Regions from separate parts of the Homo sapiens genome. Here region 1 is linked to region 2. The links are chromatin loops, found by intact Hi-C in ENCODE. Cell type or tissue: transverse colon. All regions are shown on one strand. Links, peaks and the distances in the headings refer to the core of each region. The heading gives the core; the rest is flanking DNA. Region 1 has its middle 27 kb from the start of PRDM1. Region 2 has its middle 49 kb from the start of PRDM1.

Region 1 (2,915 bases), core at 184-2,683, 76 kb before region 2:
AGTGACAGAGGATTCCTAACAGAACCATAAATCATCTTTTAAAATGATATTGGATGTAATCATCACTTAGTCTTTGCTCTATATGAAACTCAGTTTTTATTCCTATACCTCTCTTACTCCCAGAAAATGTGCCTTAAACCTTAGATAATTCATTTTCCTTTTTAATTATACAAGTATAGGTAAGACAGAAAATGAGAGGTATATTCTGAAAATCATAATTCAACTTTTGCTGTAAAAAGTAGATAGAACTTGATGCAAGTGAATTTGTGCCGGTTTCTCCTAACTTTCCCATTTGGGCAGGGGCACCACTTGATTGTATAGGTTTACAATTTTGAAATGCTTTGTAACTCTTCACCTCCTTGGCCTATTCTTACATTACATACCACCCTGCACCAATATTTGGCAAAAGTTATTTTCAACTCTCAAATGACTCTTGGGACAGCCTCTAAGTCAGTTTGAGCTGCTATACAAAGTACCACAGAGTGGGCAGCTTGTAAACAAAAGAAGTTTATTTCTCAGAGTTCTGGAGGCTGAGAAGTCCAAGATCAGGGTCCAGCCAAGTTGGGTTCTGGTGAAGGCCCTCTTCCAAGTTGCAGACAACTTCTCACTTGTTGTATCCTCATGTGGATACAATCAGAGTGAGAGAACTCTCTGAGATTTCTTTTATAAGGCACTAATCCCATACACAAGAGCTCCACCCTCATTGCCACATTACCTCCCAAAGATCCTGCCTCCTAATATATCATATTGAGGGCTTAGGAGTTCAGCATGTGAATTTTGGGGGGACACAAACATTCAGTCCATTGCAGCCTCAAGACAATTGATTCTGGCCTCCATGTGCTTCCACTTTGGCATTCCCACTAGCCAGCATATTTCTTTCTTTCTTTCTTTTTTAAAGATAGAGTGTCACTGTTGTTGCCCAGGATGGAGTGCAGTGGCGCAATCTCGGCTCACCGCAACCTCTGCCTCCTGGGTTCAAGTGATTCTCCTACCTCAGCCTCCTGAGTATCTGGGATTACAGGCATGCGCCACCATGCCAGGCTAATTTTGTATTTTTAGTAGAGGCGGTTTCTCCATGTTGGTCAGGCTGGTCTTGAACTCCCGACCTCAGGTGATCCGCCTGCCTCAGCTTTTCAAAATGCTGGGATTATAAGCTTGAGCCACTGCGCCTGGCCACCAGCATATTTCTTTAACTTCATCTTCATAATGTCAGTGTCCTGTTCAAGAACTCATGGTTCTTAAAGATCACTCGATGAACCAAATTTAAATTTATAGCATTCAGAGTTGCCATCCATCTAGTCAGTAATTCTTTTCATCCTACAAATATTTCTTGAGTACCTACATGTATCAAGCATTGTCCTAAGTGCTGAAGATACAGCAGTAAAAACAACACAGACAAAACACCACAAGACCCCTGTTATTCTGTAACCCCAATAGGGGTTACATTCTAGAGGGAGAGACAGATAAATCAATAAACAAGCACATTAATTAATTCAATTTCAGGTAAGATAAAAAAGAGTGATTATGATAGTAGAAATAAAACAGTGTAAGGGAATAGAGAAACAGGCTAGGACACTATTTTAGATAGAGCTCTGTAGACCAAAAAAGACTCTCTGAGGAGGTGGCATTTGAGTAGAGACTAATGAAATGAATGAGTGATCTGTGTCACGTGTGGTAGAAATTCAAAGGTGGGAATGTGCTTGTTTGTCAAAGAAATAGAAAAGGAAACAAACAAAACAAAAACCGTGTCTGGAGCCTAGAGAACAAGTGGGAGAATGAAAGGAGATGAGACCCAAGAGATAGGTAGAACATGGAAGGGCCTGGTTTGCATACCTTGGCAAGTAAGGAGCTTTAATTTCATTCTGAGGATGATGGAAAGCCCTTGGCAAGTTTTACCATTGGAGTGACATGATGTGATTTATGCTTTCACAGATTTCTGAATGTAGATGAAGAATACATGGTAGAGGACAAGAAGGGAAGAGGAAGATCACTTAGTAGACTCATTCATTCAACAGTCTAGGCAAATGATGACAGAGCCTTGGCTAAGATAGGAGTGGTAGAGATGGTGAGATATGTTTGGAGGATTTGGCAAATATTTGGAAGATAAAGCAAGTAAGACTTGCTGATGGATTGGATATAGGTGGTGGGGACGGAGATAGGGAGAATCATAAATAACTGATGATTCCTAAGTTCGATTTTGGTGGATGGAGGTGCCAATCACTGAGATTGGAAGATATGGAGAAGAGTAGCTTTGGAAAGAGAGAATCAGTTCTGTTTTGGATTAAGATTGATATGTCCATAAAATGTCCAAATAAAGTTGGCAAGTAGGAAGCTGTTTATAGGAATCTGATGCTCAGGGGAGTGTTCCAGGCTGGAGATGAAAATCAGGAGTTGTCAGCATGTAGTTAATGTATTCAATCCAGACAGTTATTTAAATTCAAATATTAGATGAAGTAGTTGAACTCCAAGTCATGCTATCTTTTCAAAAAGGAAAATGAGGATCCAGCAAAGGACACTAGATGTAGTGGCCAGTGAGGAAGGAGGAAAACAGGAGAGTGGAATAGTCCAAAGTCATGTGAAGAATTTTCTCAAGAAGGAGAGCACGATTGTGTCAAGTGCTGCTCAGAGATAAACAAGCCGAAAACAGAAAATTGCCCATTCATTTGGTAACTTGGAAGTCACTGGTGAGCAGTGTGAAAGGTGATTTTAGTGCAATCATGGGTGAGAAAGCTTGATTGCAGAGCATTGGGGAGAGACTGAGATGAGAGGAAGTGGAGGCTGTAGACATAGATAACTCACTCGAGTACTAGGGATTGGCATAAGTAATGAAAGAGGAGGAACTATATAATAGAAAATTATATACAAGGAAGGATGGATCATAGACTTGAAGCTGGGTGATAAGGGAAGTGAGAACA
Region 2 (2,915 bases), core at 149-2,648:
GAAAAAACCAAAAAACTAAAAAGAAACAGGTGAAGTAGTCTTTTAAATATATTTTAGTTAACCCTATGTATTCCAAATATTATTATTTTGACATATAATTCACATAAAAATTGTTAATGGGGCTGGGCGAGGTGGCTCATGCCTGTAATCCCAGCACTTTGTGGGGCCGAGGCAGGTGGATCACCTGAGGTCAGCAGTTCGATACCAGCCTGGCCAACATGGTGAAACCCCATCTCTGCTAAAAATACAAAAATTAGCCAGGTGTGGTGGCACACACCTGTAATCCCAGCTACTCGGGAGGCTGGGGCAGGAGAATCGCTTGAACCTGGTGAGCTGAGATCGCACCACTGCACGCCAGCCTGGGCAACAAGAGTGAAACTCTGTCTCAAAAAACAATTTTTTTTAAAATAAAATTGTTTATGGGATATTTGAGATTCTCTTTGTTGTCACTGTTTCAGGTTTTAGAAATCTGGCGTGTATCTTCCATCTCAGCAAGTAGCTGCAGAACTGCACACGGGGCTCTCGGCTGCCACAGCTGACAGCACAGGGTGAGCTGCTCTGGGAAGGTGCTGGTGTGTCACTCACCGGGCACACTCACGGACCAGCTACCCAAGGAGGCAGTGACCACAGGACTGGAGTACTGGGAAGCAAAACAAGGGAGAAAGGCCAGTCCCCACCACTCCTGGTGCCTGCTAAGTGGGGTAAATGCCCTTCTTGTAGACGAGCGCCACAGCAGCCATGGAAGTGTTGGGATGGAGAGAGGAAAGGAAAGCATTGAAAGTCCTGTAAGGGTTCTGAGAGTCATAGATCCTGTAAGATGTCACTCATCTAAGTCATGCTCTTAGGACTCCGGGCAGTCAAGGAAGAGAAGCAACAAGCCCAGGCAGAACCAGGAGAGGAAGAGGAAATGAGGCAGGTGAGGGGATTTGCTCCACCCGGTCTGGCCTGGCGGGGAGGGACTGACGACTGCAGGGCTTCCTCAGAGACGATCCCTTCGGCTCAACAGGCTTGCCAAGGAAGGAAGGAGCCGCCACCCGCACTGGGAGATTCATCTGAGAGATGAAAGGAACGGAATGCCACAGGACAACCCTAGGGGAGGAGTGCACGACACTAGGGGCTTCGGAGGCACGAGGATGCGACATGAACAAGCCCACTCGCCGTCAGAGTCCCAGCGCCCTCTCTCCAGTGACCAGGCCCCCGTGGAGGGCCCAGTCCACCCTCCAGCTTTCATAAACTTTGAAATAACACAATGTAAAACAGTCTAAATTATGTCAGATGATTCTAAGTGATTAAATGTGACAAAGAGGTATGTCACCAGGGTGGCTGCCTGATTCCCCAATTCTCAGTATCACTGAAATGAATCAACGGAGAGACTCTGAGTAATGCCGGGCACGGCCACCACACTCAGGCTGCTGTTTCTTACAGAGACCTGGGATCTTTCCCAAATGTCACCGGTTCAGCCAGGGATCCTGACACAGGTAAAGTGTCGAATCACACCCAGCAACCACAAGATTTGCCTTCTGCTGCTTGGGGGTAATCTCCCTGTCAGAGGTGATAAGTGTGGAAGGATGCTTTAGAATTATGCCTTTTAAAATGAAAGTAGAGTTCCAGGGTCAGGAGGCGTTGACCGGGGGACAGAGAGACTGCGGGTCAAATGTGAGGCCATAAACTGTCAAGATGACACACGGTGCGGGCCTGGCAGGGCATGACTCATCAGGTTCTCCCAGTGCCAGTGGGACAAGTAGCACGCTCGGACAGCTGGGACGTTTGTTTTCAGGCCAATTTCTAAAGAAAGTTCTAGATAGTGGGGCTGGAAAGTGACCACGCGACCGACTTCTTCAGGACCTGATGGAGTCCCTCGAGTCATGCAGGGCTGGGGGTCTCGTACAAGGGCTCACCAGGGACATGTTAGTGACTTACCCTGCCCAGACCAGATTGCTTGGAAGCCACACATATGGTAAACAAACAGGAGAGAAATGTGTTCCTCCTGGGTCTGCCCCACTCATTTCCCTCCCACAGAGGAAACAGCCCACTCCTGGAGTTCAAAGCTTCCCAAAGTCCCGGAAGTTGAGACAATATGTAGGGGCTTAGTGGGCTCTCTCTGCTCTGATTCCAAAAGCCCAAACCCGGAAAACAGGTCGCCCCTTCCAGGGGGTGAAAAATGAAGTCTGAAGCTGGCAAGGAAAGAGCAGGCTTGGGAAGCCTTACTTCGGGAAACCTGGTTGACCCGACAATTATTTTTTATGACCTGGCATACGTTATGTTGATGGTTTCATTTCTGGTTATTACCTTCTATTAAAAAGCATCTTGAGTAAGATGATTACGGGGGCATCTTATTCCCGCCTCAGGAATCTACTCTGAAATTTTCAGAGAACTGTTGTTTTTCCTGGACATATTATTACTATCGTTGTTTTTGCTATGATTGTGATTACGTAAACTGCTAGTTGTTAAATAGCTCTTTTTATTTGTCATTGCTCACAATCCCATTGCTTTGAGATAAAGAGATATGAGGTAGATACCCATATAGGGCACAGAGAGGTCAAGCACTCCCATAAGGTCCCTCCAAGGGCCAGGGATGTCAGAGGTGTTCCTCTCCTCCCCCTCCCCAGCCATCTTACCAGGACCAGTATGGGGCACAGTGAGTGAGCAAACACACAGGAACGACACGCCCAGAGCGAGGCCAGCCCTGCTCCCATGCACCAGGCCGAGCTGGTGCTGAAGTTCTGCCATGGGTCCTTGGTGCTCTTAACTTTAGGGGTCTGCCGAGTGGGGATTCTAGTGACAGGCACGATGGCTTGGGTTAGCTGCATCCCGAAATGAAGAGTCAGCACTGGGAACCACGAATGTGCCTGAATCTTAACTTGCAATGAAAACCCTGTGGGTCAGGCCGGGTGCGGTGGCTCACGCCTGTAATC

What was found. A loop is a pair of places that touch in the nucleus more often than their neighbours do. Peaks named below come from ENCODE experiments on the same cell type or tissue, not always from the same donor. Only the 100,000 strongest peaks of a DNase experiment are listed, where the experiment ranks them.
Region 1: it touches region 2 in a loop (13-fold over the local background); 1 of 110 quality-filtered maps calls a loop at or near these places.

Annotation. Positions count from the first base shown.
Region 1 is chr6:106,057,695-106,060,609 of GRCh38, forward strand. It overlaps a transcript of PRDM1 not described here. Among named protein-coding and RNA genes, the nearest start is that of PRDM1, 27 kb to the right of the region's middle. In transverse colon, for the core only: no CTCF peak of the experiment used is centred there; no DNase peak of the experiment used is centred there.
Region 2 is chr6:106,133,658-106,136,572 of GRCh38, forward strand. No RefSeq gene overlaps it. Among named protein-coding and RNA genes, the nearest start is that of PRDM1, 49 kb to the left of the region's middle. RefSeq lists enhancers at 625-1,126, 1,005-2,204, 1,127-1,626. In transverse colon, for the core only: no CTCF peak of the experiment used is centred there; a DNase peak (open chromatin) is centred at 1,694; H3K27ac peaks cover 488 bases.